Linked DNA regions of Homo sapiens: region 2 is linked to region 1. A link is a contact called in ENCODE Hi-C or POLR2A ChIA-PET data. All regions are on one chromosome and are shown on one strand. The core of a region is the stretch at or near the end of the contact, and the rest is flanking DNA. Distances in the headings are between cores, read along the strand shown.

Region 1 (2,714 bases), core at 129-2,628:
TCTAATTTAATCTAGAAACTCGATAAATTTAAGCCACTTCAAGGGGAGCACACCAAGTGTAGACTTAAGACATTTAATATAATTCAGTGAAGATCTCAAGCTTTCTAACCTGCCTAGAGTTGTGTCGGCATTTCTCTTCTTCCTTCCATCCCTACCTGCTATAAGTGAGCTTTAAGGAAGTTACTGAGCACTTTGGTGAAAGGCTAGTCTAGTTCAGGGATGGAGAATCATAATTGATCCTAATCCGTGATCTTAAGTCAGCTTTTCTGTCGGTGGAATATACTTCAGGATACTTAAAATTTGAGCCTGAAGATGCTAATCTAACCCAAACCTATGCCAATGTGTAGAATAATTGGAAAGGAATTGGCTAAGAACGTTTGACTCTCCTCTCCTGCTCTCAGTAGTCCTCATGGGTTGCTGGCCAGTGGGGAAAGATAAAAGAGCCTCAACAATAACTTGACCTAACCTCAATAGTGCAGGTAGATATTGTGCTGAAGTAGGAAAGCTTTGTAGAGCTTTGGGTTCAGCAAAAAGGCCTGAAGTACGTCTTTCAAAGTCAGTTCAGACATTACTTTCTATAAGAACATTTTTAGAACTTTCCCCAGGCTGGGCTGAGCCCCAGAACATCCTGGGCACATCTCTGTCACCGTCTTTACTAAAGCATTTTGAAATGACATTTTTGACATGTTGGTCTGCCCACGCCATACCTTGATTTCTTTGCAGGGTAGGGGCTGTCTTATTCATCCTGGGCTCCTGGAGCCTAGCACTGTGCTTGGCATGAAGCAGGGGTTTGACACATATTTACTAAATGTAATGGAGTGATTTCTCAAGGCTTTTAAGTTCATAATGTCCACTGTACATTTTGTTCGGCTCTCCCTCTTAATTTTAAAAGGCCACATGAAATTTAATACATTATTTCGGATTCATGAATACTTTGCTGATTACATTAGTCTTGTTAAAGGAGTCCATTATTCCAGAAATCTTGTTAGAAGAGAGCTCTTTGTCGCTGCAGAGTTTTCCATGGATTGCTGGAGCTTGAGAGGACAGGGGGTGCCTCATACCTTCTGCTCTCTTAGGATTCCAGAATGTTAAGGAAGAGGAATGCCTTAGACATCATCTCATCAAGTCCCCCAATTTGAGAATGAGAAACTCCAGTTCGGAGATTTTTCCAAAGACACAAGAAGGTGACAGGGTCAGGATTAGAACCCCAGTCCTGTGAGCCTAAATGCCCATTCCGTGACCCTCCCTGGCCACCCCATGGGATCTGCTAACTGGACTTTTGGCTTCCCCACCCCGTTTAGGTTGCAAACTGTGTTCCCTGCTTAGTCTGTGGGGCTGGGCCAGCCTCCAGTGGAGGAGCAGCCTACACAGGTCATTGCAAGGGTGTGGGGCCTGAAGGACAAATAAGTGGGACTTCCTGCTTGATCAGCTGCCCCGGCAGTCGCTCGTTCCCTGTGTGTGGTTGCTGTGGCTCCTAAAGTGTCCTGTCATCCTCCTTCTGAAAGAACACTTGCTAGTGTCGACATCTGGATGAGGAAACAGAGGCTCCGATGTGGCAGTTGGGAGCGGTCCTTTGTCAGAAGCAGCAAAGGTACTGATTTGCTGTTGGAAGGGTGGAGGCAATTCGTGGACAGGGGCTCTGGTAGCTTAGAGGTGGCTGAGGTAAATGTTGCTCCAGGAAGCTCTCCCCCTGAGGGCAGGTGGGTTGGAAAGCCACAGCCACGTGGGCTCCAAGTGGGCTTTCAGGGGCCTTGGGCACATTATAAGGGCACGTGTCACAGGCGGAGTCCTTCCTCTAAAGAGCCTAAAGAGCTGGTCAGGCATGCGTTAACTTTAGGCTCCAGGCCATTCAACATCCCCCACCCGAAGGGAAGCAGCAGACCCCAGCCCTCCTGTCCCCATGGAATGTGTGGGTACCTTGCAGTACGCCAGGGCCCGGGATGGGGCAGGAGCCTCTGGGTTCTTCTGTGGTTCTTCTCTCCCTTTCTAGCACATGCAAACACAAACCTTCTAGGGCTTTTCCTTCGTCTCCTTCTAGGAACTCAACAGCCTGTGCGAGGAGGAAGGGGTACGATTCCCCACTTCAGACAAGCAGCAGCCACAGACCAGCCCCTGCGCTACTACAGGTGCCTTTCCAGCCTCCGTTTGTCCACTCTGCTCCCTTGTCCTCATTTTCCAGTGAAGAAGAGCGGGGGCATGTGGGGTGCTGGGGCAGTGCGAGGGGTGCTAGAAGTGTCCTGCTAGGTGTTTCCCACCCCCAACAAAGCTCTGTTGCAAATGATGTTTTCGTTGTATTGTTTAATGATAATCATAATAATAATAACAAAACTTTGACTTGAATAGTATCTAGAACTTCTAACTACTTTCTAGAGTTGTGAAATGGGAAATGAACAGCGAGAAGGGTGGTGGGCAGTCCTGGGGGTTGTGGGAATGTAAGTGTGTGCCCATCCTCATGCACCTGGTCTTGGACCCCTCGGAGGTGTCTTGCCTTTCCTGCTCCCCTTAGCTCCTACAGCAGGAGACGGAGCAGGAGTGGGGCGGGTGGGAGGGAGGCAGGGTGGATATGGGCGGGCCTGAGGACTAAGCAAGGGCATGGATGTGGATGCCAGCAGCTGGCAGAGTGCCCAGCATGTGGTAGCCACTGGGTGGGCATCAGCTCCCTGTCTTCCTCTTGCCTCCCACTCAGCCCCAAAGGAGTGGAGCCAGGGTGGCTG
Region 2 (2,700 bases), core at 54-2,553, 420 kb after region 1:
TTCTAATTAGGCTGGTTCCTATCAGCAATATAAATAATCAGTCCATCAATAAACAGATATTGGCTATAAACTGTTCACTTTTGTAGATCTATTAAGTCTTTCCAGCTGATAGGCTAAATAAGCCTTCTCTAAATACACGAACCAACGTTATTCATAATAATATGAAATAGAGGAAAATCATTTCCTTCTTGATTATTCTACTTTAAGCTCTTCATTTTAAATTTTGAATTTGGACTGCAGGCAATTTGTTTTTGTCAGTAGTTCATTTATATACACAAGTGAAATACTGTCAAATTATTTCACTGTAATACATTTGTCATTCTATGAGCATTTATAACTTTTCATGCAGCAAAAAAGAACATTTCAACCAACCATCTGTCTGCCTTTTTCATGTGCTTTAATCATTCAGCTCTGGTAATGTTGCTCCAAATACTAAATTTTTTTTAAATAACATAAAATCTCACATCTTATGATTTAATGGTAAGGCTTGAAATTTAATTTTCAGATTTTTCTCCTCAAATTTTACCAGATCAGTGATTTTAAAAATAACATATCCTACTGTCAAGAAAGAATATTTTCTTGAATATTTATTAAGACAAAATGTAGAAGTCAGAACCAACTCTCCTTCAAGGAGATATGCAAGCAAAGCAAAATAAGATAAAAGGTTTTATAATCTGTTGGAAAGTAAGACTCTGTTTACAGGCAGTATTTCATCAAATTTCTATTCAATGTAGTAAAATCTTATTTAATTTGAAATATATTTCAAGAATTAAATCATAAATGGAACCCTACTGCACCACTGAAATGACAATCCTTAATTTGAATAGTTGGCCCTTTGTAAAACTTACGATCTTATTTTTATGAAGACAAAAACAACTAGTTCAGCTGCTAGGAATGCACTGCAGATGCTAGTATACAGTTTCTTCTTTTATTTTTAGTCACCTTGGAACAAATGCTGAAATTTAGTGAAAAATCAATAAAATACTAAAATTTCCTAATAACTTAATGTACCCCTTGTAAAAAAAAAAAAAAAAAAGTAGGATCCAGTTTACATATGTAGCAAGCAAATATGTTAACAGCTCTAGTACCAGATCTAATGACCATAAATTTCAATTAGCTAAACATAATAAACAAGACAGATCAGTTATCAAACCTGGAATTATTAGAACACAAGAGATTTAAATCTTCATAACTAAAGATGATCAGATGTATAACAGTATGCTGACAAAATCATGACTGAAGCATATTTTCATAGCAGCAACCCTGAACTCCTGAGCACAAGAGAAAGGAATTCACAATGAGGAAGGAGCCCGTGCCTCTTCATGTCATGCTTATGACTCAGGGCACCAACACTTCAACGTCTCAAACTAAAATGTCCTTAACATTTCAAAATTCCAGCATTTCCATTTTCTTCAGTAAATCACTGTTTACACAAACAAAGGCTTATAACAAATAATTTTCAATAGGTATGCCACACTGAAAAGTTGAATTACACAATTTAACACTAATTGTATACTTGAATTACTGACGGTTAGTTCACATTAGCCTAATCTCTCCAAATAAAGTCTGAGTTTCTTAAAAACAAGATAAAGACACTATAATTGTTATGCATTTTTATGGTGAAAACACAGAGGAATGAACCATACATATGGAATAATCCAAGACTGGGAGGTAAAGATGCCTTTGAAGACTGGGATAAAGACTAAAAATCCTGATTGTAAAGTTCATTCCATACCTACATGACAATTCCGAGTCAGTTAATCCTAACCACAGCAAAGACCCAAGTGAACTACACAAAATTAGCTTCAGGGTGATGCTGTACTACAATACAATGGAGATACCAGATGAGGGTTTCCTTCTGTATAGGGTCCACGGAATCAGTCATGCTTCATTTTTTAACAACATTGGCTAATGAGAGAGCAAATGTTAATGGAATCTAAATCACTGAATTGAGTAAAAGGATCTGAAAATATTTTATTAAGCAAAATTATGAGCCAAACACTTTGCTAGGCACCTTCACACAAATCACAGTCTTTAATATGAGCAGAATGTGTGAACGATTTATCTATATAAATATTTAAGAAATATTCACTGAGCAACTACATAAACTGAAAATACACAATGAGATAAAGTTTAAATGAGAAATACTAGGATAAGCAAAAAGAAAGTAGAGCAAGCTCTAAACAACTAGACCATGAAAAAATGTTAAATGAAAAAAAAAAACACCCAAAAATATGGTACAGACACTAGATAAAATTAAGTATTAATAAAAAATGGACTTAAACACAAACAAGTTTAGAACCCATAGTGAGACACAATGACTCTTTGAGGTAGGTCAAATATAATGCGTTACTATTAATAAAATTGTATTTTTAAGAAAGTATATTCAATAACATCCCTCTAAGTAAATGAATCTCACTCAGCTGCATTTCTATATGCCTTTCAGAAAGATACAAAAAGTAGTGGAGATAAAGTCAGAGTTGCTATAATTGCGTACAAACCACAGACACATGTAATCTTCCTACTGGACTCTCCTGAGAATCACTGATATTAAAGGTTAAGAATGAATGTAATAGAATTTTCATGTTTGATATTGTAAAGTTGACAATGAATAAGATTTAAGTTAAAAAATAAGTCAGGCTTTATTGATGCAATCCAAATACACTGGGTTGTATTACTGACTACAGGAAAGCATGCAGT

Evidence for each region. Hi-C counts contacts between places; a loop is a spot of excess contacts on that map. ChIA-PET counts read pairs that join two places held with the same protein, here RNA polymerase II (POLR2A). Pooled maps may share reads with other maps.
Region 2: a loop to region 1 is called in a map of dorsolateral prefrontal cortex, with 3 times the contacts of the local background. The contact joins two enhancer-like sites. A Hi-C loop is called at or near these places in 8 of 168 maps with a recorded cell type or tissue (IMR-90, ascending aorta, chondrocyte and 4 more) and 17 of 50 pooled maps. POLR2A ChIA-PET finds 5 or more read pairs at or near these places in 2 of 52 experiments (CD4-positive, alpha-beta T cell and SK-N-SH).

Annotation. Positions count from the first base shown.
Region 1 is chr5:77,863,738-77,866,451 of GRCh38, forward strand. No RefSeq gene overlaps it. Among named protein-coding and RNA genes, the nearest start is that of TBCA, 89 kb to the left of the region's middle. Within about 2 kb of position 1,379, at least 3 of the 41 ENCODE cell types and tissues checked have a DNase peak (open chromatin) inside an H3K27ac peak, as active enhancers do.
Region 2 is chr5:78,286,733-78,289,432 of GRCh38, forward strand. The region is part of intron 1 of AP3B1 (adaptor related protein complex 3 subunit beta 1); the gene reads right to left. Among named protein-coding and RNA genes, the nearest start is that of AP3B1, 6.6 kb to the right of the region's middle. Within about 2 kb of position 1,304, at least 2 of the 41 ENCODE cell types and tissues checked have a DNase peak (open chromatin) inside an H3K27ac peak, as active enhancers do.